Linked DNA regions of Homo sapiens: region 2 is linked to region 1. A link is an interaction called in ENCODE POLR2A ChIA-PET data of the cell type or tissue named here. Cell type or tissue: MCF 10A. All regions are shown on one strand. Each heading gives the region's core, and the rest is flanking DNA. Links, peaks and the distances in the headings are about the cores only. Region 1 overlaps RAD51B (RAD51 paralog B). Region 2 overlaps RAD51B (RAD51 paralog B).

Evidence for each region. ChIA-PET counts read pairs that join two places held together with the same protein. Peaks named below come from ENCODE experiments on the same cell type or tissue, not always from the same donor. Only the 100,000 strongest peaks of a DNase experiment are listed, where the experiment ranks them.
Region 2: POLR2A ChIA-PET joins it to region 1 with 5 read pairs; 2 of 35 experiments call an interaction of 5 or more read pairs at or near these places.

Annotation. Positions count from the first base shown.
Region 1 is chr14:68,148,425-68,164,042 of GRCh38, reverse strand. The region is part of intron 7 of RAD51B (RAD51 paralog B); the gene reads right to left. The region is part of intron 2 of LOC105370546 (a long non-coding RNA gene); the gene reads left to right. It also overlaps the pseudogene RN7SL706P. Among named protein-coding and RNA genes, the nearest start is that of RAD51B, 340 kb to the right of the region's middle. In MCF 10A, for the core only: no CTCF peak of the experiment used is centred there; a DNase peak (open chromatin) is centred at 5,762.
Region 2 is chr14:68,275,749-68,291,366 of GRCh38, reverse strand. All of the region lies in intron 7 of RAD51B (RAD51 paralog B), which reads right to left. Among named protein-coding and RNA genes, the nearest start is that of RAD51B-AS1, 400 kb to the left of the region's middle. RefSeq lists enhancers at 5,827-5,876, 6,037-6,096, 6,147-6,196, 7,933-8,002, 11,252-11,421 and a silencer at 12,101-12,395. In MCF 10A, for the core only: no CTCF peak of the experiment used is centred there; no DNase peak of the experiment used is centred there.

The DNA of each region.
Region 1 (15,618 bases), core at 4,819-7,318:
GATGGCACCAGGAAAATGTTTGTAAACAGATAAGAAATTTCAAATCTTCAAGAACATTTCTTCTCAAGAAAAATAGGACCATATTAATAATATATTAATTAACCCAGCACCATTTATTACAGTATTTTTTCAACTTTTTCATAAATAAATATTACTGTCCTTCCTAATGTGACAAAGGAACTTGCATTCTAACGAGTAAGAACTTGGGTGATTTGAAGATCAGAAACTGCCTTATTTCCAGGGAAACTGCAAATTGAATTCTATTAACAATGAATAGGTGACCTGTCTGTACACACATGCCTTACTAAAATATGCTAGGTGGGTGGCCATTAGGCACCTTAGTAGATGAGGATATGAATTAAGAAACAAGTGAGTCTAAGGATACAGAGCCAGTAAATAGGACTTGGGAAACAGAAGAAGGCAGGCGTTATAGCCAAGGAGGAAATTTAATATGGGAGCGGAAAGAGAGGCCAAAGAAAAATAGAAGAAATAGAAAAAGCAATGAGTATTCCTGAGATTAGGTAAAGAAGTGAGGCCAAAAAAATGGGCACGACAGGCATGAGCTGAAGGACCATCGGGGGATAGGAGAGATGGGAAGAAAGTCATCCATGTGAGATATCAAAGCAAGTCAGAATTATTCAGTTGAAATCAGAGGAATGTTCATTGATCTGGGTTGGGTCTGATAAGGTTAAAAAGAACCAGAGAAAGGAATGGACTTGTAATTCCATGCTGCATACAGTCATGAGAATTTGGAAAACAAGAAGAATTATTTGTATAAAACTGGCAAAACGAGAAAATGCTAAGCCTCAAATCTTCCGACTCCAACAATAAATTTGACTTGCTGGATTGTAAAAGATTTCTTATATGAAATCCATCTGTAGTATCACTCTACTCATTCAGCTCTTCTACTAGAATATTATCTGTGGTTTGACTACAGAAGCACAGCTTTCCCTGGATTCATTCAGATATGCACAATTCAGAAACGACTTGCAAGTCTCAAGGAGTCAGACAGTATAAACTATTTTCATGTCATTTAACAAGAAGGTTGATTTCTCTGAAGTGTCAAACCCAATAACTGCAGCTATAATACATTTAACGCATTCTTCTGCTTTCATTATTCTTTCACAAAGCACATGCTTACAGGAAGAAAATTTCTGTATGCTTTTTAGTACATTAAATCCCTTATTATCATCCAAAGTTTTAGAAATGCTTTGGCTCAGTTTTGTTTGTTTGTTTGTTTTGTTTTGTTTTGTTTTTTGAGACGGATTCTCGCTCTGTCATCCAGGCTGGAGTGCAGTGGCACAATCTTGGCTCACTGCAACCTCTGCCTCCTGGGTTCACACCATTCTCCTGCCTCAGCCTCCCGAGTAGCTGGGACTACAGGCGCCCGCCACCACACCCGGCTAATTTTTTGTATTTTTAGTCAAGACGGGGTTTCACCGTGTTAGCTAGGATGGTCTCGATCTCCTGACCTCATGATTCGCCTGCCTCCGCCTCCCAAAGTGCTAGTATTACTGGCGTGAGCCACTACGCCCGGCAGCTCGGATTTTAAAAAATAATTATTTCCCCTGGTATAGAAACTTCTATATGAAATATTAAAAGGCTTTTGAGATAAACTTATATATTTCCTTTAAAAGCATTCAGTATTCAATTTAAAATATCCCTAGATTTCTATTTTAAGAAAAAAATTATAGGACTTATTTTAGAATGAAAAATTATGTCTGGGAAGTTAGCTTAAACTTGCATAAAACAAATATTTTAAAAAGGAATTTACGTTCTATTGCAATTTACTCACTAACCAAGATAATTCAATATTCTAAAGTTAGCTTCTATGGAAATTAAAGGAAGTTTCCCTGAATTAAGAGACAACTTAATTATACCTACATGTATGAATTATTTCAATCCTGCTCTCTATTACTTATTTCTCTCAAAACTGATGTTAATAGTAACAGCCGAGAAATTGAACCTAAAAAGCAGGGTTTCTTAACCTTACCACTACTGACATTTTAGGCTGGGTAATTCTTTGTTGTGAGGAATTGTTCTGTGCACTACAGGAGGTATAGGCATCCTAGCCTCTATACAGTAGCACCACACTCACCTCTGTGCACAGTTGTGACAATAAAAAAATGTCTCCAGAAATTACCAAATTTCCTCTGGGGGCAAAATCCCTCCTTTTTGAAGAATACTGCTGTAAAGTGATGGCAACCATCATGGTTTCACATTAAGGAGAAGGAGGAAGAAGCATGATGTTCTAGGGATACAAGGTGTGGAGAAAAGAGATGGGCTTTAGATTTAGGCAGATTTGGGTCAAAGTTAAGATCCTATCACTCATTAGCTATGCAGCCTCGTGAAAATTCACTTAATTAATCCTCAACTTCCTCATAAATGAAGTGAGAATAGTAACATTTTAGTTGACATTTGTCTTTCCCTGTCCAGAATCCCTTTTGGGGGGAAAAGACTTAAAAAGTCGTCTCTTCCTTTAGAGGAAACAGATCTCTTCTACTCTCAATCCAGTCCCTGACCCAGGGTTGAACACATGAACCAGGTTCAGCCAGTGATTTAATTGCATTCGCCAGGCCTTAATGCCTAGTGCAGGGATGTGCATGTGACCTATGCTGGGCCAATTATACTCAATTCTGAGACTCTGGCTCAAGCAATCAGGAAAGATTCATTCCCTTTCTACTAAGGTTGCTAAGCTAGTAGAGTATACACCTGGTGCTACTACACAGGAAAAACCTGAATAATAATAAAGCCAACCCAGTAGAAAACACGAGAGAGAAAGCCCTGACAAAATGATGTGTAATACCTGAAGTCAGATCTACTCCTTAGATTTTTCAATTGTGTTAGCTAGTGAATTCTCTTTTAACTTAAGTCAGTGTGAGTTGGTTTTAGCCTATAAAGTGCCTATCTCAAACAGGTGTTGAGAGGACCAAGTAAAATGAAAATAATAGGCCTATAAAGAGCTTCCTTCCCTTGAGTCCCAATTTATAGAAATCAAAACAAACACAACGATATAAGAGCCTAAAACACAATACTGTGAAGGATCAAACAAAAGAACTCACGTCTTGGCTTTGAGCTCTTTTCAATAAACTGCTAGACATTCCAAGAGAGTTTCAATTCATGGAGCCAAAAATGACTATGTAATTACCATGCAATGTTACCAACAATCAAGCCAATGAAAAGCACTTGCAGATTCTGGTTTGTTTGCCACCATTGTTTGTAAGTGGCCAATAGTATGGGTTTGCTTATAAAGGTTCCATAGGTTGATTTTATTTTATTGCCAGAAGGCTGAAAAAGGGATTTAGTAGATTAAAGCAAAAATAATAGGATTGGGACTAGGGTGAATCAAGCAAGGCACCCACTTCAAATGCAAAATTTTAGGAGCTACTAAAAAACTCAGTAGTCAAGATATAATATTTAATGCAATATTTTAAAAAATCAAAATTAATCCCACAAATCCATAGTGAAGAAAATATCAGAATTTTAAATAAAGACAGGATCAGTGTCATTGGTCTTTCATTTTGCCTCAGGCTCCAATATGACTTGGCAGGGCATTGCAAAACAGAGTAAGATTTCTAAGTTGTAAGAAGCAGAGACATATTTGGTGTTCACAAATAGCATCAAAGACCTGACTGCACTTGAGTGGCAACCTATTAAGAACTCTGAATTGAAAGCTAGGGAACTCAGGTTCAAGTTCCAGCTCTGCCATACTAAGGTATGTAACACTGAGCAAATTACCTGGCCTTTCTAATTTTAGGTTCTGGCATAAATAAATGGAAAGATCTATACCAGATGATTATTAAGATCTTTCTTAGCTCTAAAGTTATATGATTCCTTTGTAAAATGGATTTCTTTTGATGTCTAAAAACAAATCACAGTGAGTATGTTACATTTCCCAGCATTTGCGTCATCTGGGAGCTCATGAAATAGCAAGCTTTAACCATGAAGTCTGTCAGTGAAAATAACCCAGGTTGAGGGTGATTTTTTTTTTTAATAATAGGAGTGTTCTCACATGTTTCAAATGCCGTTTGATTGTAAGTTCCTACAATGGGGAAGTCGGCAGTTTTCTGTTGTGGGTATAGGGTAGCAGGTTGATCTGTGTCTCTAAAAATTGAAATAATTCACATGGCTACCCAATGACAAGCCCATTGAAGCATAAAGTAATTGGGTTAATAAGTGACTGCTTATAATTCCCAAAAATAGGAAAATGAAAATCTAAAATTGACAACAAAGCACATGACAAACATCTGGAACGGGAGTAAGAAAAAAGTGTAATATATTAACGCTAAAGAAATGGCATAATATGTTAAAAGTAGTAAATGGTTAGAAAGCATTGGAAATAGAATGTAAAAACTGAGTATGAAAAACTAAAATGTCTGTGTTCAGGGTCCAAGCATATACTTTGTCTTTTTTTTTTTTTTTTGAGATGGAGTTTTGCTCTGTCACCCAGGCTGGAGCACAGTGGTGCGATCTCAGCTCACTGCAACCTCCACCTCCCAGGTTCAAGTGATTCTTCTGCCTCAGCCTCCCGAGTAGCTGGGATTACAGGCACACGCCATCGTGGCTGGCTAATTTTTGTATTTTTAGTAGAGACAGGGTTTCACCATGTTGGTCAGGCTTGTCTCGAACTCCTGACCTCATGATCCGCCCACCGCAGCCTCCCAAAGTGCTGGGATTACAGGCGTGAGCCACCGTGACCAGCCTCAATAGCATTTTTAAAAGAACCTTGCAAATGAAAATGAGCTATTTTTTTAATCAATTTTTTAAATTTTAACTTTTTAATACAAAATTTCAAAGACAAGGTAGACATGATAGTATTCATGATAACCCCCCTAAACAGACACACCCATTACCAGCTTTAATAATTGTCAACTCATGGCTGATGTTATTACATCTACACCCCCATCAATTTCCCCTATTCTCATAAAGGGCTACTCATTTTAAGCCCCAAAACAAACCTTTTGGGAGCATTAGTTTCCCTGTTTATACAATGAAGGCAATTATATTAACCTTCTCACCTACAATAAAAGTTGCAAAAAAAAAATAACCAAATCTTTGAGGCTCTTCTAACACTTACTTTGGTGTCTGCTTGTAAGAAATAAAAAGATAGAAAACAGAATCAACTTTTGTTTAAATAAGTCTTTCTTCTAGGCAGTTCAAAGTGCTTTGGGAGAATTTATCTTTCATTCTCCCAGCACCTCTATGTGGCCAATGAAAGTATTATTATTCACCTTCAGCAGATATAGAAATTAAAGGAAAAGGAAATTATTCAGGCCGGATCAAATGAAGAATCGACAGGAGAGGCAAAAATAAATCCAGGTTTTCTGACTTCCCGTGTTCTTTCATTACGATATGCCACTTTTACTCCTATTATAATACATGTGGTTGAAACAACTGTTTTCCCTAAATGAAATGGACTTATCCTCTATCAAAAATTTTATACATTTAAAAGTGCTATATAGAGCAGTGTTATACAACATTTAGGTGTTAAAGTATATTAACTGACTGACGTTAAAGTTCACTTTGTAGATTCACATAAGGCCACTCTTTAGTTGGTTCAGCTTACCTAAAGAAGACAGCAAAAAGTAAAGGAAGGAAATTAAACACATCTGTGGTTCACTAGAATTGAACAATTACAGTTCGGCATTTCATAGGTTTGAAATCTAAACCATTTACTTGGCAGATGCAAAAATTACTTCAGTGTTACACTGAAGAATTATACCATTTGGGTCCAGTCCATAGTGCCACAGGCATGGATGATGCAACTTCCAACTAAGTTACAGAGTATTTTTACAGCACTTACCAACTCATTATAACTTCATATATTTAAGACATTTTCCTTCCGATTCATACAATGGTTCCTGTTCATTGAGTTTAGTCAAGGCAGGTTGGGATGGTGGCTTGGGATGGGAGAAGAAAAAAAAAGGCTGTGTGAAGGGTGTGGTGAGAATAGTCTGCCACAAGCTAGGTCTCCCTGAATGTGGCCTATTATTCATTTTATGGGATAAATCAGGGCAAAAGCTCTTTCTCTTTCCATAGTCTCAATAATAGCCAGCTGTGGCTTGAGCAATGTCTTCTAGGATTATCACAGCAGAGATCACAGCTTCCTAAACACTCAGATGAATAGTTTAAAAATTTATATTAGAAGGGGATTCTTCTCCAATGATTTCTGACTTTGAAAATAATACTAATGGCCACGAGCTACCCAATGCCTGACTCCTATGGTTTTCTGACAAACTACATATAAATAAACAAACAAACCAAATAAATAAAAACAAATAGGTTTAAGTCATATTTCTTAAAAAAATAATAGTTTGTTATTGCCATTATTATTGTTTTTATTCAGGATGTAGAGCTCATCTGGATTGCTGCTTCTGAAATAAGACAGAAAACAGAATTACAATATAATAGAAAGGACAGTGAACTGGTAGTTAAGCAACCTAGGTTCTTCTATCTGCACTAACCAGCTCTGCTGGACAAGGCTGATATACTGCAGGACAGAAGTTTTCTGTCAAAAGAAATCCATGTTCCAAATGACTTCTCAGACTATTTTAGTTCTGAAATTCTTACACTACCTAATTCCATACCTTTTATTTTATTACTTCTATATAGTATCCCCATCTTTCACAATGCCATCCCTTTCATATAACATGCTTAAGTATGTTAATCAAATCTCTGTTGATTAGCTTATAGAAAACCTGTTTAAATCCAAAGCAAAGAAAAAGAAGCCCTTGTATTAAGTGAACTTTTAATAGCACTCTTTTATGGGTGTAAGTTAATATGAATAATAATATTTTCTAGTTCTCCAAATCCCCAAAGTAAGTCCCTTTTGCTTATTTTGTTTTTGAGATAGGCTCTTGCTCTGTCAACTAGGCTGGAGTGCAGTGGTGTAATCATGGTTCACTGCTGACTCAACCACCCAGGCTCAAGCAGTCTTCCCACCTCAGTCTCCCAGGTAGCTTGGACCACAGGTGCATGCCACCACACCTGGCTAATTTTTGTATTTTTTGTAGAGACAGCGTTTCACCATGTTGCCCAGGCTGGTCTCGAACTCCTGAGCTCAAGCATCTGCCTACTTCAGCCTCCCAAAATGCTAGGATTATAGGCATGAGGCACCATGCCTGGCTGTGAGTCCTTTTTAAATGGATGATATCCTCTTTAAATCAAAGAGATGCTATGGAACCAGGTGACCCATAATACCAAACAAAGGTTTACACTTTTATGTAAAAAAGTTCAAAATTCTGCCAAAAGAAAAAAAATTTACCAAGGTTTCCATTTTCAAACTTTCAAGAATAGCATTGGGTGTATTATCATTAATAAAAGGATAATAAAATCATAATTCATTATAGTTCAAACATTTTATCTTTTCCTAAATATTTCATGAATAAATATCACAGTGTACATGACCCCATTAGAATGAAGTTAAATACGAATAAACATAGAAATTTTTTAAAAACTGAGCCTTCTGGGCATACTGCATGCACAGCTTAATTCCAAACTAAGACCCAAGAATAGCAAGATATGCTACTGTCAGTTTCATAAAGGCAGAGAGAGAGAGAGAGAGAGAGAGAGAGAGAGAGAGAGAGAAATTTTCTAAGGTGCTTTCTTGACTTAAAAAGGGATTCCCCTAAAAGCTGGTAAGTAGATAAAGGAGAAACCAACCTTCCACACAAAAAGGCATAAAAAACTAGGAATAACAATGTTATAGCAAAATATTTTGGAATTTTAAAACTTGAAATACAAAGCCTTTCCCTGTGGAGATGAACTTCCATTCTGCAAGGACTCTGTCAACATTATCAACCTCAAACACTTGGCGCATGCACACACAAAAAAAGTGATGACATAGCAAATTGTCTGGAAACAAACAAATAAACAAAACTAGTATTCTCTCTCCCTGGAACCAGTGCTGCTCTGACAGAGCAGGCAAAGCAACCAGCATGTCAGGACTTCATTTTACAGTCTGTTTAATTGTTCTATTCCAATTCAACAGTCTGAGCCCCTCTTCAAAGTGCAAGACAGAAGAAACAAAAAGATCTTCCAAGATATTATCTAGTTCTTACTTCACTAGCTTCTATTGAAGAAACTCTAAATGCTAATTAGCCACATAAACTGGGCAGATGAACACCACGTCTCTATGTGTTACTAATCTTACACATAGACAGAGGAGGGTCTCTTTCTGCTCTGAGGGCCTCATCAATCAGAAATTCTTCACACTTGCTGAAAACTGCAAAAACCTTTGTATATTGCATCCTGGATTCACATTTGCATTCTAGCTACTGCTCTTTACCCATGAACTTTTCTACTTTTCAAACTGACTATTTATAAAAGGATAAAGCAGTAGCAGTAACTACCCTATCGCAATCTAGTTGAATTTTGCAACCATTTATTGACTTGGTTGCCATTATAGGAACCATAAGAAGAGGCTTTTCTGTATTTTTTGTGCTTCTTCTCTTGCCAAAAATCACTTGGTTCCCCAGTGAAGCCCAAATAACAAAGCAAAATAAGTAAAAACAAAAATCTCACACCTATTTTACCTCTATAAAGAAATATAGGCCGGGCGCGGTGGCTCATGCCTGTAATCTCAGCACTTTGGGAGGCCGAGGCGGGTGGATCATGAGATCAAGAGATCGAGACCATCCTGGCCAACATGGTGAAACCCCGTCTCTACTAAAAAATACAAAAAATTAGCTGGGCATGGTGGCGGGCACCTGTAGTCCCAGCTACTTGGGAGGCTGAGGCAGGAGAATGGCGTGAACCCGGGAGGCGGAGCTTGCAGTGAGCTGAGATCACGCCACTGCACTCCAGCCTGGGCAATAGAGCGAGACTCCACCTCAAAAAAAAAAAAAAGAAATATAATACTATACTATGATACCAACCCAGCTCCCCTTGCGTAATTTCCTTTTATATAACATGTTCAACAAAACTTACCATTCTAGTAGCTTGTACATGTCTTTCCCCCCAAAATTCAGTAATCTACCCATTGATATGGTCAACAATGGTACAAAAAATTGTGTTATGCAAATGTTTATGAAGAATATGAGTGGGAGGAAGACTAGATAATGGTAATTCTCAGATTAATTCTCTTTCCTAACTCTCTATAATGAAATGTCATGGATCTTTCAGTTAGAGATTCCCTGTTTTGTGATTGGTCATTTCTAGAACTACCAATGAAAACTTAAAGGAAGATCTCTGAGCACTTTTGCTTTTGACAAAGATTAAGTAACAGGGACCAGATTTACCCTACCACCTAAAACAACCAACAATACTTTTCAAGAAACAAAACAAACAGAACAATGTCTTTTCAAGACACTGGACATCTGGTAAGAGATGAGGGAAAAAAAAAAAAAAGGAAAGTTCTACAATTTCCTCAGGCCATTACCTTAAGAGAATTTCTAGGTTGTGTTGCATGAAGAGGGAACACAGGTGGAATCCAACAGGCTCCCTGAAGTGAGGAGAAGGAGCTGAAAATTCAGAGAAAAGAAGACAGCTAAAGTTCACAGAAGAGATCTTAGAGAGTCTCCCTCAAATATTCATCAGAGTACTGATTAGTGCATGCATGTAAGGAAACTGCCTGAGGCTAGAGAAAGAATGCTCTGAGAGGAGTAGAGGGTAGAGTGCCTGGCACTCATACAGGACCAAGAATAATGCCTATTTTTACGAATAAGAATGGAAAACTTCATAATGCATGAAGCATTGGATAGAATACTCAGACGGGTCTTGCCTTGATGGTGGGGAATGATTAGCTTTAAATTAAATAGTTCTGCCAAAACAAATCCTGAAAGCAAGATCCAAAAGGATGTGTTTCCAAGTAACTTAACTGCATCCCAAAACAAAGTTTAAAATTTATAGGAATACAAATATCTTGCACCCAAAAAGGTGAAATTCACAATGTCTGGTATCTAATCAAAGATAACCAGGCATGCAAAACAAGCAAGAAAATACAACTCACAGTGAGGAGAAAAATCAACCAATTGAAATTAACTCAGAACTGACACAGATACTAGAGTTAGCAGACAAGGTGCTTTGTATAGTTAAAATAAGAAGACGATTAAAATACGACTCATGAATCACATGGCTTATTGACAAAGAGATTCTTTTCTCCCCCACAATGCTTAAACAGGTGGAGAATAATGAGAACAAATCTCTTAGGGAATACACTCAATAAATGAGATACACTAACCTCATAGTGTGTGAGTTTCCATTTCATTTAGAGTCTAATTATTAAAGTCTATTTGCCCAATTAGGGTGGAAGTAGGCCGCCATGAATACAAAGTCTAGTCAAAGTTTGAGGCATAAAACTATGCATCTGACAAATGTCTAATATCCGGCATATATAAGAAATGTAAATGAATTTACAAGAAAAAAACAACCCCATTAAAAAGGACATGAATAGACACTTTTCAAAAAAAGACATATATATGGCCAACGAGCATATGAAAAAAGCTCAATATCACTGATCATTAGAGAAATGCAAATCAAAACCACAATGAGATAATATCTCACACAAGTCAGAATGGCTATTATTATAAAGTCAAAAACTAACAGATGCTAGAGAGGTTGAGGAGAACAGGAAACACTTATACACTGCTGGTGGGAATGCAAATTAGTTCAACCATTGTGGAAAGCAGTGTGAAAATTCCTCAAAGAGCTAAAAATAGCACTACCATTCAGTAAATCAATGTGTACAAAGGAAAGATCACTGGAAAGGATAACCACTGGATAATTCAAATTTATTTATTATATTTATTTCTTATTATCAAAATATATTTTACAGATAATTGACTAAAACAAAATCGAGTGTGGGATTTATAACTAATGTATATTTAAATGTATGACAAGTACTGTAAGACTATTGTTAAGGTTCTTATACTATACGTAAAGTGGCACAGTAACACTTAAAGATATTGACCCAGCAATACTACTACTGGGTATATACCCAAAGGAATATAAATCATTCTACCATAAAGACATAGCACATGTATGTTCATTGCAGCACTATTCATAATAGCAAGGACATGGAATCAACCTAAATGCCCATAAATGGCAGACTGGAAAAAGAAAATGTGATATATATACACTATGGAATACTACACAGCCATAAAAAGGAATGAAATCATGTCTTTTGTGGGACCATGGATGGAGCTGGAGGCCATTATCCTTAGTGAACTAACACAGAAAAAGAAAATCAAATCACATGTTCTCACTTATCAGTAGGAGCTAAATGATGAAAACTGATGGACACAAAGAGGAGAACAACAGACACTGGAGCCTACTTGAAGGAAGAGAGTGGGAGGAGGGAGGAGCTAAAAAAAAAAAAAAGATTGGGTACTAAGCTTAGTACCTAGGTAATGAAATAATCTGTACAACCAACCCTGTGATACGAATTTCCCTATATAACAAAACTGCACATGTACCCCTGAACCTAATAAAAAAGTTAAAACAATTACCAATTTGTTAAGTTAAAAAAGCAAAAACAAACAAAAAACAACATCTGAGGCGTATCTTTTTACAAGAGATTCTAGGGAGTGATGATTTGACCAACACAATGGGGATCCACAACAACATGAAAAGTCCCTCAACACTAGCAAGTGGTGCTGATGTTGGCTGGCCAGGCTCAAAAGAATAACTCAAAGGCTAACAGAGAGTAGCCCTGCCACAGCCTACATTCTCAACGTATCTGTCAAAATCTTGGGTTTATATGTGTTTTAGAGTCCAGTAGTTGAGGACATATATGAGTTCATATATGTGGTCTGATAAGGTGTGATATAACATTTCCATGGGGAGGAAGATTACACTCTGTGTTCTTACCACAGCAAAACTTTTATCATTCATGCAGCAAATTATGTGTCTGGAATCATTTCAAAGCTACATAACACGAGAACATTAAAATAGTCTTTATGGCTGGGCATGGTGGTTCACGCCTGCAATCCCAGCACTTTGGGAGGCCAAGGTGGGCAGATCACCTGAGGTCTGGAGTTCGAAACCAGCCTGACCAAATGGAGAAACCCCGTCTCTAGTAAAAATACAAAAAATTAGCCAGGCATGGTGGCGCATGCCTGTAATCCCAGCTACTCAGGAGGCTGGGGCAGGAGAATCACTTGAACCCAGGAGGCGGAGGTTGTGGTGAGCCAAGATCATGCCATTGCACTCCAGCCTGGGCAACAAGAGTGAAACTCCATCTCAAAAAAAAAAAAAAAAAAAAAAAAAAAAAAAAAAAAAGTCTTTATAACTATAGTCCATGTTTGAAAAGTCAATAGAAATACTAAAAATACCCAAATCAAATTTCTAGTGGTAAACACTACAATGTCTGAGGTGACAAATACACTGGATAGAATTAATGGTAGATTAAACATTGCAAAAGAGATGATTAGAGAACTTGAAGGCATAACAATAGAAACTATGCAAACTGAAACACACACACACACACACAAAAAACCAAGAAAAATGAATGGAGCTGTGGGACATTAGTGAGCTGTGGGACAATTTCAGTTAGCTTTATATATGTGTAGTAAGAGACCCCAAAGATGAGAAGGTAGAGAGAGAAGAAAAATATTTGAAAACATAGTGGCCAAGATTTTTCCAAATTTGATGAAAATGCTAAACAAACATATCAAAAAAAGCTCAAGAAAACCCCAAGCATAAAAAGCAAAGAAAAGGACACAAAGGCACATCACAATCAATTTCTCAAAATCGAAGAGAAAAGAAAATCTCAAAAACAACAAGATTAAAAAAATTATATATATATGCAGAGGAACAAAGATAAGGATAAGCACAGTTTCTAGTCAGAAACAATAAAAGTCAAAATACAATAAAGCAATAACTACAAAAAGCTAAAAGAAAAAAATCTATCAATCTAGAATTCTATACCCAACAAAGATATCTTTCAAAAACAAAGGTAAAATAAAGACCTCTCAGATAAACAAAAGCTAAAATAATTCATCACAAGGAGACCTACACCACAAGACCTGATAGAGAAAATTCTTCAGGTAAATCTCATTCAGTAAATCAGTCTATACAAAGGAAAGATCACAGGAAATGGTAACCACTGGGTAATATATATTTATTAAATTTATTTTCTTATTATCAAAATATATTTTACAGATAATTGACTAAAATAAAACTCAGTGTGGGATTTATAACTAAAGTATATTTATGTGTAAGTAAAATGTATGACAACTACTTTAAGACTATCGTAAGGTTCTTATACTGTATGTAAAGTGGTATAATATCACTTCAAGATAGACTGTGATAAGTTAAAGATATATACTGTCAAATCCTATGGCCATCACTAAAATAACTACACAAGGAGTTACAGCTAATAGAACAATAGTAGAGGTAAATGGAATCATAAAAACACAAATCCAAAAACAAATAAGATATAAGGTTAATGTACATAAGTCAATTGCTTAGTTATATACTAGCAATGAGCAATTGGAATTTGAAATTAAAAACACAATACCATTTAGACTAGCATCAACAAAAGGGAAATACTTAGGTATAAACCAAACAAAATATGTACAAGACCTATGTAAGAAAATTATAAAACTTTCATGAAAGAAATCAAAGAAGATCTAAATAAGTGGAGAAATATTCTATGTTCATGGATAAGAAGACTCAATATTGTTAAGAAGTCAGTTCTTCCCAACTTAATCCATAAATTTGGTGCAATCTCAATCAAAATCCAAACAAGTTACTTTATGGATATGGACAAATTCTAAAGTTTATCTAGAAAGGAAACAAACTAATAGCCAACATAATACTGACAAAGAAAAACAAAGTTGGAGAAATAAAAGTCTTCAGGCTGGGCACGGTGGCTGATGCCAGTAATCCCAACACTTTGTGAGGCCAAGGTGGGTGGATCACCTGAGTCAGGAGTTTGAGACTAGCCTGACCAACATGGTGAAACCCTGTCTCTTGTTAAAAATACAAAATTAGCTGGGCGTGGTGGCGCATACCTGTAATCCCAACTACTTGGGAGGCTGAGGCAGGAGAATTGCTTGAACCTGGGAGGTGGAGGTTGCAGTGAGCTGAGATTGCACCATTGCACTCCAGCATGGATAACAAGAGTGAAACTCTGTCTCAAAAAAAAAAAAAGTCTTCAACTTCAAGACTTACTATAAAGCTACAGTAATCTGACAGGCATGGTGGCATGCACTTGTAGTCCCAGCTATTGGGAGGCTAAAGCAGAAAGACTGCTTGAGTACAGGAGTTCTGGGCTGTTGTGTGCTATGCCAATTGGATGTCCACATTTAGTTCAGCATCAATATGCTGAAAGCAGGGAACCAACCAGGTTGCCTAAAGAGGAATAAACTGGCCTAGATTGGAACTGGAGCACTCCAAAACTCCCATGCTGATCAGAAGTGGGATCAAGCCCATGAATAGCCACTGCACTCCATCCTGAGCCACATAGTGGGACCTCATCTCTTAAATGAATACATGCATACATTCACAAAGCTACAGTAATCAAGACAATGTGATATTGGTGAAAATATAGATAACTAGATAAATAGAACAAAATAGAGCCCAGAAACAGACTCACATAAATATAGTTAAATGAACCTTGACAAAGAAGCAAAGTCAATTCAATGCAGAAGGATAGTCTTTTCAACAAACGATGCTGGACCAAATAGTCATTCACATCAGTCTAAACACTGACCTTACACCTTTCAGAAAGATTAACTCAAAGTGGATCATAGAAGTAAATATACAATGCAAACTATAAAAATTCCAGACGATAACATAGAAAAAAATCTAGGTGATCTTGGGCTTGGCAATGAGTTTGAATATAACACTTAAAGCACAATCCATGAAAAAAAAATTGATGTTAGGCTTCATTAAAATTAAAAGCTTCTGCTCTGACAAAGACACTGTTAAGATAATGAATAGACAAACCAAATATTGGGAGAAAATTTTTACAAAACACCTATCTGATAAAGGACTTGCATCCACAGGACTCTTAAAACAGCAATAAGAAAACAAACAATCTGATTTTAAAAATGAGTAAAAGATCTGAACAGACACTTCTTCAAAGAAGTAACACAGATACCACTACACACCTGCAGATCCTCCTCAACTTACAGTGGGGTTATGACTCAATAAGTTCTTTGTAAATTGAAAACTCATAAGTCAAAAATAAATGTAATATACCTAACCTACAGAACATCATATCTTACTTGGCTTAGCCTATCTTAAACATGCTCAGAACACTTCCATTAGCCTACAGTTGGACAAAATCATCTAATGCAAAGCCTATGTTATAATAAAGTGCCAAATAACTCATACAATTTATTGAAGAGTACACTGCACAGTACTGATTGTTTACCCTTTGACCACATGGCTGACTGGGACTTGGGGCTTACTGTTACTGCACAGTATCACGAGAGAGTATCGTAACACATATCACTAGCCCAGGAAAAGATCAACATTCAAAATTTAAAGTATAGTTTCTACTGCATGCATATTGCTTTCACACCATTGAAAAATCAAAAAAGTGTAAGTCAAACCATTGTAAGTTGGGGAACATCTGTATCAGAATGACTAAAATCCAAAGCAATGACATCGCCAAATGCTGGCAAGGATGTGAAGCAACAGGAACTCTCATTCATTGCTGGTGAGAAA
Region 2 (15,618 bases), core at 956-3,455, 130 kb before region 1:
TCAGGCATGGTGGCACATGTCTGTAATCCCAGCTACTCTACTCGGGAGGCTGAGGCAGGAGAATCGCTTGAATCCGAGAGGCGGAGGTTGTGGTGAGCCGAGATTGCACCATTGCACTCTAGCCTGGACAACAAGAGCGAAATTCCATCTCAAAAATAAATAAATAAATAAAAATAAATTAAAAACAAAATAAAATAAAATTGCAACCACAACCTAAGATATTACTGGTGTTGAATACAATTAATAATTTAAAATTTGGGGACAGGCACAGTGGCTCATGCCTGTAATCCCAGCACTTTGGGAGGCTGAGGCGGGCGAATCGCCTGAGGTCAGGAGTTTGAGACCAGCCTTGCCAATGTGGAGAAACCCTGTCTCTACTAAAAATACCAAAAATTAGCCGGGCATAGTAGCAGGCGCCTGTAGTCCTAGCTACTCAGGAGGCTGAGACAGGAGAATTGCTTGAACCCGGCAGGCCGAGGTTGCAGTGAGCTTAGATCGTGCCATTGCACTCCAGCCTGGGCAACAAGAGAGAAACTCTGTCTCAAATAAATAAATAAATAAATAAATAAAAATAAATAAATAAAATAAAATTTGGATGCCTGTGGCTTCTTTGCTTGTTATCGTTAAAAGTCAGAGTTTTATTTCCAAATTTGTGATATAGGAATGAATGAGTTTGACTCTAAAGAAATAACACTCCTCTTTTAAATAGTTAAATTCTAACATAAAATTCTAACAAAAAAAAGTCCAAAGTCTCACTGTGTATTTAAGACACAAATGAGCATAATCCTACTTATACAAAATAAAGTTCATAACATTTAAGATCCCTGGAAAGGACTCTAATACTACCTAATTCATGTGGTCGAATGCCACACAAATTTTCAAATTTGGTATAGTCAAGAAACTATTCCTAAAAAATTCTCATTTGTAAAACCTACCTTATTGTTTAGAAGCCTAGAGGAAGAATAAATACAGATTCTTTTCTGGAAAATTATAACATAATGAATACCACAATCATTTTCCAAGGTTTAGATGTTCTCATCGTGGGAAGAAACTATGAGCATCTTGGTCACTCAGAGGCAATGTCCCTTCTGAAAGGGGCACTAGGCATTTAGTGCACAATTCAGTGCTTGGAATATTTGTCTAGCTGGACTGTGCTGGTCTGAAACAAGGGTCAGCTATGGTTTTGTTGCTACCCTGATTTGAACAGAAATGGAAGTTGCCTCCATTTTTTATTATCCAGCTTTTCAGCCACACCTCTGTCACTGTATCCTGAATGGACCAGTGACACATTATAAATCCTATATCAATGGCAGCTTAATTGAGGGCTGAGAGGGACCGGGACGGCAAGGTCAGGTAAAGAAATGAATTACTCGAGTAGCAAAGACAATCTTTTAAGTTCTGTGTGCCCACTGGGCTTGTGAGTCTCCAGTCACTCTGCAGCAATAATCAGATATTGCAGGATTCCACTCAGTATTTGCTAATCTTATCTCTCATATTCTTTCGTATTGCTACTTTCCATAGACTGGTGAGAATCACCTAAGATATGTCTTCAATTAAAGTGGCTGGAAATGGTCAAGTAGCCTCCTTGAAATAACTGTTCAGCTCTATGAGTATAAATAAGGAACTGTGTTCATTGCTCTTTTTTTTTTTTTTGAGACAGGATCTCACTCTGTTGCCCAGTCTGGAGTGCAATAGCGTGATCTCAGCTCACTGCAACCTCTGCCTCCCAGGTTCAAGCATTTCTCCTGCCTCAGCTTCCCAAGTAGCTGGGACTACAGGCTTGTGCCACCATGCCCGGCTAATTTTGTATTTTTAGTAGAGATGGGGTTTCACCATGCTGGCCAGGCTGGTCTAGAACTCCTGACCTAAAATGATCCACCCACCTCGGCCTCCCAGAGTGCTGGGATTACAGGCATGAGCCACCATGCCCGGCCATTTCTCTTTTATAATATAGGGTATGAGCTTTGAAGTTCAGTAAAACTGGGTTCAAATTCCAATTTTGATCCTGTGTACCTTTGAGCTTCATTTGTTCATAGGTAAAATAATATCTATCTCATAGAATTTTTATGAGAATTAAATGAGACAATCAATGTAAGATACTTAAAGTATCTGACACATAGTAAATATTCAATAAATAGAAGCAATTGTTGTTATTGTTATTATTTCCTTCAGAATGAGCATATACAGGTTAATAAATTAGTATATGCCATAGGCTCCAGGCAGTTGGTTCTAACAATAGAACACTAAATCACAATTTTCTATATCAGGATATACTTTGGTACCTGATCATTTCTACCTATTTTAGTCCTTCCTAAGTTTTATTTAATTGCAAAGAATTTGTGTAAAAATCTTAGTAAGAAAAATATAGTCATTTAAATCAAGGCCAATAAGATACTGACATTGCTCTGAAAATACTATGTGCTTTATCTACCAATAAACTGAATAATGTATTTGTCTATCTTAGTTAAAAAAAATGTGGAACTTCTGAGAGATCTAAATGTGTCAGCTCTAATATTTTTGTGATTCTTTTAAATGATGGCTTGGTGAAAATGATTGGGACTCCAATGATATGGTTAATAGTAATGAGAAAAAAATTCTTACTTAATACCTACCATGCAAAGCATGTCACCATATACATGGGGGAAATCAAGATATAAAGGTACTGTATGCTCCAGAAACTTACAAATTCAATGACAAGGCACTGACTAAAATATTTAGACCACTTTTCCTCAGTTTTATTCTCACTTCACTGGTTCTGTAATGGAAACCTGTACTGAGATGACGGTTTTATTGTACAGAACTAATGAAATGCTACCTTACAGAACCTAAAACTGAACTACAGATATACCTCAAAAGATACCCAGCATCATTTCCACTTCTGGTGAAAGAGTAGATGGGGAAGAAAATATTCACTCCCCAATGGCAAAAGAACAAGCTCCTAACTTATTTTGCTAATAATCCTCTCCCTTTTAATTACATGTCTTAAAGCCAAATCACCAAAGGGATACATAGCAACCAAACTCAGGGCTTTGCTAATCATGCCATCTTACTGAATTGTTGTGGTTTTCTAAATCTGTTTTCAGCAAAAAGGATAGAATGAAAACATTTCCCAAAGCATTGATTACAATCATCACAACTTGGGAAGAAGACTATAGGTATATTTTCCTCTGAGGCAATCAAGAGACTTGAAAACTATACTCTTAAAATAACACATGAAATACTATTATAATTTATAAACAGACTCAACACAGTCTGGTTTCTAACTGACGCTTCATGGGGTTTTCCTGCTGCTTTGCTCCATGGGAAAGACTGAGTCTTCTGATGCTCAGTACTAAATTTGTGTAAGAGCAATTTGCACAGTGTTTAGGACAAGGGCTTTGGAATCAGACCTGAACTTAGATCCTGGGCTCTACCATTTACTCGCTGTGTGACATGGAGCAAGCTTCATAGTCTCTCTGGGTATGATAATACTTAGCTCACATGGTTCTGAGGATTCAGCTGGATAACGCACAGGTAGTCCTTAGCACAGTACCCGGCCTATGGAAAATGTTACCCCACCACTGTCATTAGTTATCCTTTGCTGATTTATACCTTGCTTGTTTAGCTATAAAACCCATGCCTGATTCCCTTTTATACAGCATATAGGCCACTACTGACAAATAACAAATATTTGCTGTCAATATGTTCAAAAGCAATAACAATTTAATTGAAAGTACATATGCTATTTTTGCTATTTCCCTAAAATAAGGCTTATTGAAAACACGCAACACACCCCCAACACCACCAATTACAATGCAAGACCAGAGTGGGATTCTTGGACAAAGGAAAAGATAGATATTTTTAATGGTCATGATTAGGTCTGAAGCCAGGAATAGACAGAATCCAACTTAATCAGCTTCTCTCGAGGAAGAAGAATACCATCCACCTATTAGAAGGAACAAGAAACCCTATATTTGTATAAAGTAACTTCTGTCTCAACTCAACTTTATATATGAGAGAATGCTTACTCCCAAAGCTTCTTTGCATTGCCCTCTTAACTGTATGCTGCTTACAGAGGTGCACCTGTATAGGAAATGGCACCTCATATAGTGTCACATAGACCTTGAGTCCCATTTTTAATGCCTTCCCACAAGGAAAAATAGGGAGAAAAATTAAGATCTTTAAAAAAGAAATACGGGGTATAGATTCATAGACCACCCAGTAGGTCCTCCTTTCACAGCCAGCAAGGCATATAAGCTAGAGAAAAGAGATAGAGGGGAACCAGTTAAAGATGGGATGAACTGCTAAGGCAGAAGGCTGGGAATCAATGTCATTTTGGTCAGAAGGCAGAGGCTCCTGGCCAGGAAAATCCAACCAACACACACACAACACACACACTAATGAAAATAGATGACTTATTTCCACTAAGTATTTAAAAAGTAGCTTAAGGCAGCAAATACCTTGAGTTAAGAGAGAATAAGCAGAATTAACTGGTCATTAGTCAGAGGATTGAGCCAACTGAGCCCAACTCTCTGCCAGTCTATGTGCCCAATGCAGACCCTCTGCCTTCAGCTGACTCATCTTTCTTTAGCTAGGCTATGACTAGACTATACCCAGGCTACACCTACCCTCTGCTCAAGCTTAATGTTCCTGGCCTTTAAGGGACAATGTATATGTCAATTCTAACTTACTCTACATTGAAGGTTAGAAATATCTTTGGTGGGGTGGAAGGGGAGGGGGCCCCATGAGTAGCCATTTTGTATACTGGAGCCTTCCATGAGTACTAGAATGTACAGGTGAAGAGAAAATTGGATAGCACTGGAGACCTGAGTGGGAAATGGCCAGGCCTGAAGACACAGCCTTTGATAGAAACAGCTCATTTTACCTGACTTTTGGTGGGGGACAAAGAAGAGGGAGTTTGTGGTCAGCCAGGGATAGAATAGGTTGGAATGTGATATCTGGTCCTGTTTGGTCAGCAGAAGAGATATTCATGATCAGCAAAATAATTATTCGATATTTAAAAGTCAGATTTTTTAAGGACCCAAGAATCTGACAAACGCCATCACTGAGATTTCTGTGGGGGCAGCTGAGAGGCAAATTTTGTAATCCCCATTTTCCACCAAGTGAACTGGAGTCACCTAAGACCAATAGTACAGATGAGATAAGGGCATGCAGGCTTCCCTGCCTGCTCTCCTTCCTAAGGCAACATGGGACACAGGAGAAGAGAGAGAAACTCTCAGCTCAGATCTACTGACAGGTGACTTCTCCAGGCCTTAATGTCATGGTCTAGAGAATTCCACCTATAAAAGTAATAAACAAATAAATCTAATATCCAGAAATACACTGAAAGATGGTCAAGATGCTACACTGTAACAAGATCAATCTTGTGATAAAAGTCTTTTCAGACTCTGCTAATAAATACCATAAATCAAGTAGGTCAATGGCTTCCGCTTCTATGAAAGTCAAGTATGTGAGGCAATCTTATATGAATTTTGACAAATTTTTGGTGGTTTTCAGTGGCTCTTGATAACATGTGGTTATCATTTCCGGCGCCCACGGGAAGTTTTGAAACTAAATTTTTCATGGAACTCATGTCTCTGTGCAACAGAGTTGAAGGGGTAGGCTGGGCTAGAGGATTCACGAAGCAACCTCAGGCATCTCAGGGGCATTTCTAGCCCATAAAAACACCTGCTTCCTCCTCCCGCCCACTCCCTGGCAGAAACCTGCCACAATCTAACACACATCAGGAAGTTTCAAAATCACTTTAACTGGGCCAGGATGGCGAGGTGCAGTGATAGTCCGTCCTGATACTTCTAGCTCTCAAGTAAACAGCAGCCCCTGGATAATCTGGGTGGCCAGAGAGAGACGCAAGAAGAGAATGTGGGTGCTGAGTCTACTCACCAACCCGCCTGGCACTAAATCCAATGCTTTCAAAGTGACGAGGCTCTGCCTTTCATCAGCTCTGAAGGCACAGTTAATCTTTTTTTCCTTTTTGTACTAAAAATGGTCTCTCTGCTTAAGGCACAGCTTTAAAAATGTTACTTTTGTATCTGAAGTGATCCTAATTGCCATATATGACAGTGACCTAGCCTTTCTATCCAAACAGAGGCCTGGGATAAGTCAGAAATTCAAGTTTTAATCCTGGCTCTGTTAAGGGTTACTGAATGCCTTGCTTTTAAGGAGACAGAGACCGGAACTTTCCTGTGAGAAATTGTTCAGGTCCATTGAGTCCTTTCATCACTAAGGTTTGAGAGAAAGGCCTGGAGTGGTTTTCCCCATGCTGTCCTCCTGCTCCCCAACCATGACGGTGTCTGCCCCAACCTGTCTGCTGTGGTAGGAGCTGGAGGTGAGAAGGAGACAAGAGGAAGAAAGAGAATAAGGAAAGCAATGAGGGCAAGAGGCAGAAGGAAGAGAGTGAGAACAGGGTAGGTCCAGAAAGGCCACGCTCCCAGACGCATGCCTCTCCCCATCCCAAACCCTTCCTGTCCACATCCAGCTTTGTATAGAGATACCCAATATTTGTTACGGAGTTTGAGCGTCACAAAAACAAATGTGGTTTTAGTATTTGCTGGCTTAGTTTTGCCATGCTCTGGAAAATCAAAAATCATTCCACGATTAAAAAAAAAAAACACAAAAATAAACTTTTATCTTAGCTTCAGCTCAGAAAATATCAACTGTCAGTTCTAGAATAAAAGCTGATAAGGTTTCAATATTCCAGCCTGCCATTTCCATCTTGAAGGACTGCACAACAATTGTTTTCTGGGAAATTCTGAAAGGCTGTGGGGAATTTTTCTTGTGAAATATTTGTGGAGAAGAGGCCAAACTTCAATTTGGCTTGAAGAAAACATGGGTGTGGGAGTCAGGCAGACTTTTATTTCTGGCACTGTCACTAACCTGCTGTGCAATTCTGGGAAATTCTCCTAACCTCTCTGTACCTAAAAGTGTTGAGTCCACAAAAGATATGCAGAGAATGAATGTATAACAACTGTTAATGTAGCAGTCTGCTTAGAATAAATGTTTCATATATTTCACCCACATTAGGATGAGTGCTGTACTCAAAATTCCACCTTTGCATTGCTTATCTTCAACCTTAAGAAATCCATCCTACACAGAACCAATGGCAGTGGCCAAGGAAAAGGGGATGAAGGAGCAACTTGAAATAATTTGTGTTTATGGTGAGAATGCTTCCAATCTTAATAAGTTCATACCTCTTATTATCAGCCCTGAGGAAAACTGTCTTCTGTAGATTTCACTGTGAAATCCACAGGCAAAGCTAGAGAAACACTCTGCCTAGTAGGGGAGCCCCTAAAGAAGAGAGTGGCTCAGTCTGAGGGAATGCAGAAGGAGGAGGTGAAAAAAAATCTCCTCAGCTTTGCACAAGCACACACTCGCTCAATCACAGAGGGGGCTGACGCAAGTAGTGCTTCCGTGCTACTTTTGACCACTGAGTTCAGAAAAATGCATTGAAGTAGAATTGTGTCTGCCATTTGGCAAAAGTAAACACACAAGATAACCATGTGGCTCCCTAAGGCAGCTTTCTCTTTGGCCTACTTCTCTTGGGGTGCACATGCAAGGGGATGCAGTGGAAACTGTGGGCCGGCAGCTACCGTGCCATAGACATAGGTGTGGAGAGCTATGGTTCCACTGCTGGCTGCCCCACTGGCCCCAATGGGCTGAGGTTAGCACGTGTTGGTTCCGGATCTCAGATGGGGCCGGCAGTTGTAAAGAGGCCACAAACAGCAAGCTAGTGTGCTGTTTCCACCTTCAGCCCAACCCCGACGGCATCCTGTCAGTGATCTTGGGCCCACTGCAGGAAATAACATGCACAATTGGTGAACTGTGACAATGCAGCCACAGTGGCTTCCAGTGGTGTATTCGCCAACTGTGTGCAATTTTGCAGTTAGTATGAGGCCAAAAAAGTCTCTGGCCAGCTAGAACCTGGAAGAGAACAAGGCCAATGGTCAGATGACTCTGAGGTTCACATGGATGTGGAAGAAACTATCCTACCAGCCTTCTGCTGCACTGTACGTGTCCTGTGGCCAAGTTGCTTTGGTGTGTAGTTGGGTATCCTTGCCTGCTACCTGATCACTGCCCACTGAGTCCCATAGAAAGGCAGAGGAGGTGAATTTCCAGCAGCTCCCCGAGTTTCTGCTGACCTTTTTAGGTGTTTTTATTACCTGTGGTGCTTTCTATTCATGTGTACTCCTGGGCTCTGGGGATTCCCCTCCCTTTGATTTACAAGGAGGATTAGAAAGACACAGCTTTGTGATCGGTCCCTCACAGACGGCTGGTATTAAGTGATTTCCCCTTCTTAGACTCATTTGAGGCCAAGAAAACAGTTCTGTTGAATCACTTGCTCCTTGGAGGTATGAAAATAGGGCACTTGGGGGAGTCCAACCTGATAAATACCAACATTGATACCCTTCAGCCTCAGCTACACTTCCAGTGGCATATAGTAGAGCGGAGTTGAAGCAGAGGAGTCTCGGGTCCCCCCCAGCCTCTGAGAAACCTCCAGTGGAGAGTAAGCAACTCTGGGCTTACTGCTTGTATTTCTGTGCCACCAGCACAAATGGCATCCTAACCACCAAGGGCTCTCCAAACTCACTGCCTGGAGAGGTGCAACCAATTCTATCTCCAGAGTGAATCTGTAGCATAAAATGGGAGCAAAGGCCACTCACTATGTATTGAAACAGAGGTCACAAGGTCTGCCTAGGAACAAATTTCCAAGTTAGCCACCTCATCAGATATGCTCTTGAACAAAAGTTATTTATTTGATGTCCTCAAGGAAGGGATATTGTGTAAGGTGTTATTTTTAAAAGGAGGGGTGGGGGCAGCTGAAGCAATGCTGTCTGTGTCTGTACTTAAAGAAATGACATCAATATAGACACACAATAATAACCTACAATTAAACAGACTCAACACAGGAGACACACATAAGAAGAACAAGTCCAGAACAAATATATTGAAATGGCTAAATATTTACATGGTAAGTAGGGGCAGGCTTCCTCCCACGGTGATGCCCTTGGAGTGGAGATCTTCTATCATGGTTACTAACATTCAAACTCCCAATCATGTGGTACAAGCCCGTTAAAAAGGATGTCCTGAGGCTGGGCATGGTGGCTCATGCCTGTAATCCCAGCATTTTGGGAGGCCGAGGCAGGTGGACCACCTGAGATCAGGAGTTCAAGACCAGCCTGGCCAACATGGTGAAACCCTGTCTCTACTAAAACTACAAAAAATTAGTCAGGCGTTGTGGTGCGTGCCTGTAATCCCAGCTACTGGGGAGGCTGAGGCAGGAGAATCGCTTGAACCCAGGAGGTGGAGGTTACAGTGAGCTAAGGTCACGCCATTGCACTCCAGCCTAGGCAACAAGAGCAAAACTCCATCTCAAAAGAAAAAAAAAAAAAAAAGGATGTCCTGGCCAAAGGCAGATCACACTTGAGGCACAAGCCCTACTGCCAGATGCCAAACAGGTTTTTAGTCTCTGATACTGGCTTGGAAATGGCCTCCTGGAACACTGTCCAAATGGGAAACGTGAGGCTTTCAGGACTCAAGAGTCGCTAGAGAGGAAGGTGAGGCATATATGCTGTGCACTGGCTAAACCTGCCCAGTACAACTGCATGTGGGTGCTAGACCATAGTTTTTCTCCCTCATTTTCAGGTAGCTATTTGTCGCCTCTCATATGACATCATTAATAAGAATAACCATGTCATTTTACACGTATATGGTACTTTATACTTTTCAGGGTATGTTCACAGAATGGTCTTAGCTGATCCTCAATGCAGAGTGAGGGGAGCTGGGAAGTGACTGAAGCAGCTGTCCTGGGTTAGGAGGGTGGACTCTGGAGTCAGATCCCCTGGGCTTCCAGCTCAGCTCCACTGCCTACTAGTTGTAGATTATTTATTCCACACCTACTCAGGTAGATTAGTTAATGTCTCTGTGCCTCACTTTCTTCAACTGTATAATTGGCATAGCAATCTTACCTATTTAAGGATAAATGAGTTAGCATATAAAGCACTTAAGACAGTGCCTAACACATATTAATATTATCCTTTTACTTATTATTCTATTGCGTTCAATTATTCCAATAGGAAAACCAAGGCTTATAACATTCTCGTTCTAATTTCTCTATTTCTCATGGTTTACCCACCCCAAATGCCCCAGTCTGAAATAGCCTCCTTTACTCTGTAAGTTTCCATCTTTGAGGGGCCAGTTCAAATCCTACCTTTTCCATGATATCTTTGCTAACTATTCTAGCCCTAACTTTTCTCTCACTTCTTAATACTCATACTTTACTTCTTTTTCTTCTATTTTTTTTTTCATTTTTTTTTGAGACAGGCTCTTGCTCTGCCATCCAGACTAAACTGCAGTAGTGCAATCACGGCTCACTGCAGCCTTGAACTCCTGAGCTCAAGCGTTCCTCCCACCTCAGACACAAGAGGAGCTGGGAACAGAGGCATGCACCACCACACCCGGCCAATGTTTTATTTTTTGTAGAGACGGAGTTTCCCTATGTTCCCAGCCCAGGCTGGTCTCAAACTCCAAGGGTCAAGTGATCCTCCTGCCTTGGCCTCCCAAAGTGCTGGGTTTACAGGTGTGAGCCACCTTGCCCTAGATAATACCCTGACTTTAGAATCAATACCAAGTAACTTAGTACAAGACTTTTTATGTCATTTGTGTTATCCTTCTCTCTCTATGGTGCACATTTCATGAGATTTTATGTGTTTCTACATCTCTAACCCTATTCTAAAGGAGTGAAGGAGGAAGAGAGGAAACTCACGTTCACTAAGCATTTCCTATGTGTCAGACCCCTACCAATTGCTTGAGTTGTGTTGGCTTATTTTATCCTCACAACTCAGTGAGGTAAACGTTATCATCCTGGTTGTAAAGATGAGGAAACTGAGGTTCAAGAAGTTGAGGTATTTTTTGAGATCAAATAGCTGGCACATGGGAGCACCAGACGCAGACCTGGTCTACCTGGCTCTCTAGTCTATCACATAAAAAGGTTCTCAATATGAAAACTCATGGTCCCACGGATATTTGTGGATTAATTTCCTCAGAATAAGGCATTCACTGATATCAGATTAACCAAGTCCCATTTGTTTAATGCAAAATCATTCATAAAGAAAAAACTGTACAAAATGTTTAAGTATAAAACAAATTTTGAGTAGCAAGAAGAAACCAGTCAACTGTTAGAATTCTGTTTGTTAGAGTTGGAAACACTGAGTCTTCAGGCAGGAGGAACCATGCTCCAGTAGGTCCGGCAAGGGAAAGGACACAGACTCCTGGGTTCTATTTCTGTCTTGGCCACCAACCACTCTGCTAATATTTTCACTTCTGCTGAAATGTGATGACGAGAGTTTCAGAAGATTGGTTGTCACATAAGAACAGAATAAGAGCAGGCAGTTAGCTGGTTAAATGTGGAAGAGCCACAAACAACACTGGGATCTGGAATAGGAGTTCACAGGTGGGAAAAATTCCATTTGGGCATTTGTCTTCTCAGTTTCATTTCAACGCACAGAGAGCAGCATGGGTCTGGAACCAGTCTTAAATATACGTGATGATAGTATCTGTGTTTTCAAATGCATACCTCTAAAACTAAAGGTCTTTAGTTTAAGAAATATTTTCTTGTTTTTCCTATTTGAAATGATATTTGTATTTATTTTTCGGATGGGTTGCTCTGTACAATGGTAGTGCTAAATAAGAAAAAAAATAATTAATTCTTAATATATTTGGGAACCAGCGCATGAAGTATATTAGTACCTCTATAACCTGACAGAGGTCCTGGCCTTATGTTAAAGACTCAGCTAGGATAGAGGTGATAGGGCCAGGGGTTTGTCTTTGGTCTTTGAAGTCATCTAGCCAAGAGGCCAGGCTGTTTAACGACTGGTAACTGAGGAGGGTTTATGGCTGTTCCTGCAGTCCTTCAAGGTATACCATGATCCCTTTGAAAAAAGGGACACAGAAGCTGGAAACACTGACTACCAATCCTACATACCTAAAGTCCCACTGAATTCAGAATCCTGGAGTTCTGAGCAAATCTCATGGAAGCCGTCCTGCCTTCATCAAGGCCTGGAAAGGCATCACTGCCGAGAACAGATGCCCACATGCTTTGGAATGAGAGGACAAGCAAGCTTTTTTCTGTCTGGTTATTGACAACACGGTGTTCCTTCTCATGGACTCCTCCTGCCCTCCCTAGCACCACACTGAAATGACTAAATCTGCCTGTTGGCTCCAGTGAATCCAGTCAAATAAGTCAATTCTCTTTAAGTTTGTGGTCTCAACTCCTTGTTGGTTTATTGCAAAATTAAAGGGCATACAGAGTAGAACCATCAATCAGTAACCAGCAGAGGAATAAGCTCTTTGTGGAATGTACTGAGAAGCAGGAAAGAAGAAAAAATGAAAAGAAACCTCATGAAATGGTCATTTGTTAGGAGAACAGAAAAAAAAAAATCTGCATTTCACATGCAACATCATTTAGGAAAAGTCTTATTAAAGGTTTCCTATCTCACCAGGAGAGCAAGCACAGGAACGCAAAGAAAAATCCCTCAAAATGACCTGCCATCTATTAGTGCTGGTTTCTTGTGGGTTTTGCTGTATTCCATAGACACAGCCTGAGATCATGTGGCCCAAGGGCTGGAACAGTGACTCAGCAGGCTCAGGACCAGGGAAAGGAGATGAGAAGCCACTGTTGTTTATTACAAAACAAAACAAACAAACAAACAAATGTAACTGGCTCTTTCAGCCCTCTACCGCATGCTGACCTTCCCTTAGCACCCCTTTATTTAAAGTACCCAGTGCCATGTCTTACTTGGAATTTTTAACAAATGCAATTTGATCAGGGTGAAAACTGAAGAGCACTACATAGTCTAGACAAAGAAAACTAACATTTACTGGGTACCCAGTGAGTATCAAACACCATGTTCAGTGCCTTAGTTACAGACCTCCTTTCATCCTCATCGTAACACCATGAGGTAGGTGACATTATTCCTCTTTTAAGGATAAAGATATTAAGTGACTTGCCTGGCTTGCAGCAAGCAGCAACATCAATGTGACTACAAAATCCCTTCTTTCAAATAGATTCACCATTTCAAGCATGGCACCAGGAAAACTACTATGTGGCATTCTAAATCCTTCTGGAAGAAATGAAATTGGTAGTACTGGAAATAGTATAAGGGTAACTCACCAGCTGTGTCTACCTTGTACATTTTTTTCTCTAGATAAATTTCTTCTCTAGGGCAACTAGTATTGCCTATTTCATAGGAGAGAAAAGCAAGATGCCAAGAAGTGTAGGAAATTTCTGGCACTGGTAGGCAAAAGAGCCAATAGAACACAGCACGCCTCTGGCTGGTCGCAGTGGCTCACGCCTGTAATCCCAACATTTTGGGAGGCCAAGACGGGCAGATCATTTTAGTCCAGGAGTTCAAGACCAGCCTGGCCAACATGGCAAAACCCTGTCTCTACCAAAAATACAAAAATTAGCCAGGCATGGTGGCACGCGCCTATAGTCCCAGCTATTTGGTAGGCTGAGGCACATGAGAGAATTGCTTGAACCTGGGAGACGGAGGTTGCAGTGAGCCAAGATTATGCCACTACACTCCAGCCTGGATGACAAAGCGAGACTCTGTCTCAAAAACAAACAAAAAAAACCCCCAGAACATACCTCTGATTCTCACCTGTGGCAAGATGTAGCCTTTGAAATACTATGGTAATAGATAAGAATTATTTACATTGCTTTAAAATAATGAACGGGCCATATATATAATATACACATTTATATGAATATAAAATTTCATCTGAACATCTTTATCAACATCAATAAGGTATATATTATATCTCTTTCCGTATCAGAGAGAAAAAGTGACTTGCCTAAAGTTTACAGCATATAAATGGGCCTAAACCCAAGTCTGACTCCATATCTCATGGTCTTTACATTCCTTGATCCTGAAGGGGAGGGCACCTCCCAGAAAAAGAGGCAGACTGACGGTGAAAGAATAACCTCCATGAGAAAGCTAGGTCTTACTGGCTTTCTGAAATAAGGATGAGCTGCTTGTGAATTGTTATGTCCCGTGGAACTGGATCTTGGCTTCTCCTTTTTCTCTACACAGGTTTGACTATTAATAATAGCATTAGGACCTATGGCTGTCTCTGAGGGTTGTCGTCCATTACTAATGTGAGGCTCCTCGTAAGTGCTGGTTATGGTTTATGAGTAGTGGTCCCCTTCATTAATTCAGCCAAAGAGCTTCCAAGAGAGGACTATGGAAGTAAGAAGTGAGAGAAACCCATACCTGGGACTAAGGAGGTTCAGAGTGAGATTGCAAGGAGGTTAAAGAGTAAAGTTTATATTTAAGGCTTCCTTCCCTAACACTCACCATGTTCTCTCCGTCCTGAGTACTCCATAAGCTTTGTACACTCATCTTTTCAAGTGCAGCTAAAAGTGGGACCTGCTCCCCGACATCCTTTTCCCAGTAGCCAGTACTACCTCGGAGGGCTTTGAGGGCCCAAGACCCCATCCCTGTGCCATCCACCACTGCTCATAAATCTACACAGTCCTTTCTTCCCTACCCTCTTTCTGATGAACTAAGTCTTAAATATGTCTTACAGATGACTTTTGCTACAGAGCTGTGTATTTTTGAGGGAAGGCCCCTGCTGACATACCAATTGCACTAAAGCAGTTGCTCTGAAGTGGTGGGGACGGGTTTTGAATCTAGTTCTTCTCACTCCAGTTCCATACTAATTCCCCTACACATTCTTTTCCTTCCTCTTCTGAAATAGAAAACCTGGCTCAACATGTGACTGACAGACTCCCCTGTAGATACTGGAAGCATAGTTGAAATAAAAGCTGAATATCTCAGAAAACAAAATTACTCAAGTAATTAATTATTAAAATTAAAAATGTTATGAAAATACTTATTAAATACAAATCGTGGTTAAAACAAAGATAAGACTGATATTTTTCTGTTTAAAAAAAAAGTAAAATGAGTACGCAAATGAGCTAAAATGAAATGTAGCAAGTAATCCATGAAAAGAGGATGGATGGGAAGCTAGGAGATGGGAAGGTATGACTTCTCAATGGGAGACTCAGGGGAGGAGTCATTTGATCTGGGCCTTGAAGGAAGGGCCCAATTTGGACATTGAGAGTTATGTGGAAGGTCATTCTAAATGGCAGAAGAGGCCCCTATATTATGATAATTTGGATCTGCAGAGTATTTCAGAGGAGGAACTCTGGAATACTGGAAGTCATTAACAAGGTGACCAATCTGTCTCTTTCTATAATAACAGCACAGGTATTTATACCAGGGATTCATCTGTCTCAAAAAAGGAGCTCTTTGAAAAGCATGAAAACAGGCTCCCAGCTGGGAGACACTGGAGAGGACTTCCTTCTCCTGTTCACCTGCATCTCATGTCTGCATGATCCAACTTTACAGGAAGTAGAAGCAAGATGTCTACATAATCTCCTCCTACCACTGAACTTGGTTCCTACAGGACAGGTTCTTGCAGTAAGGACAAAAAAATAGAAATAACATGTCAGCTGAGAATTCAAGGGTGTGTGTGTGTGTGTGTGTGTGTGTGTGTGTGTGTGTGTGTGTGTGGAGAGCTAGTTTCAAACTGTATTTAGAAGCTAAATTCTGCTACAAC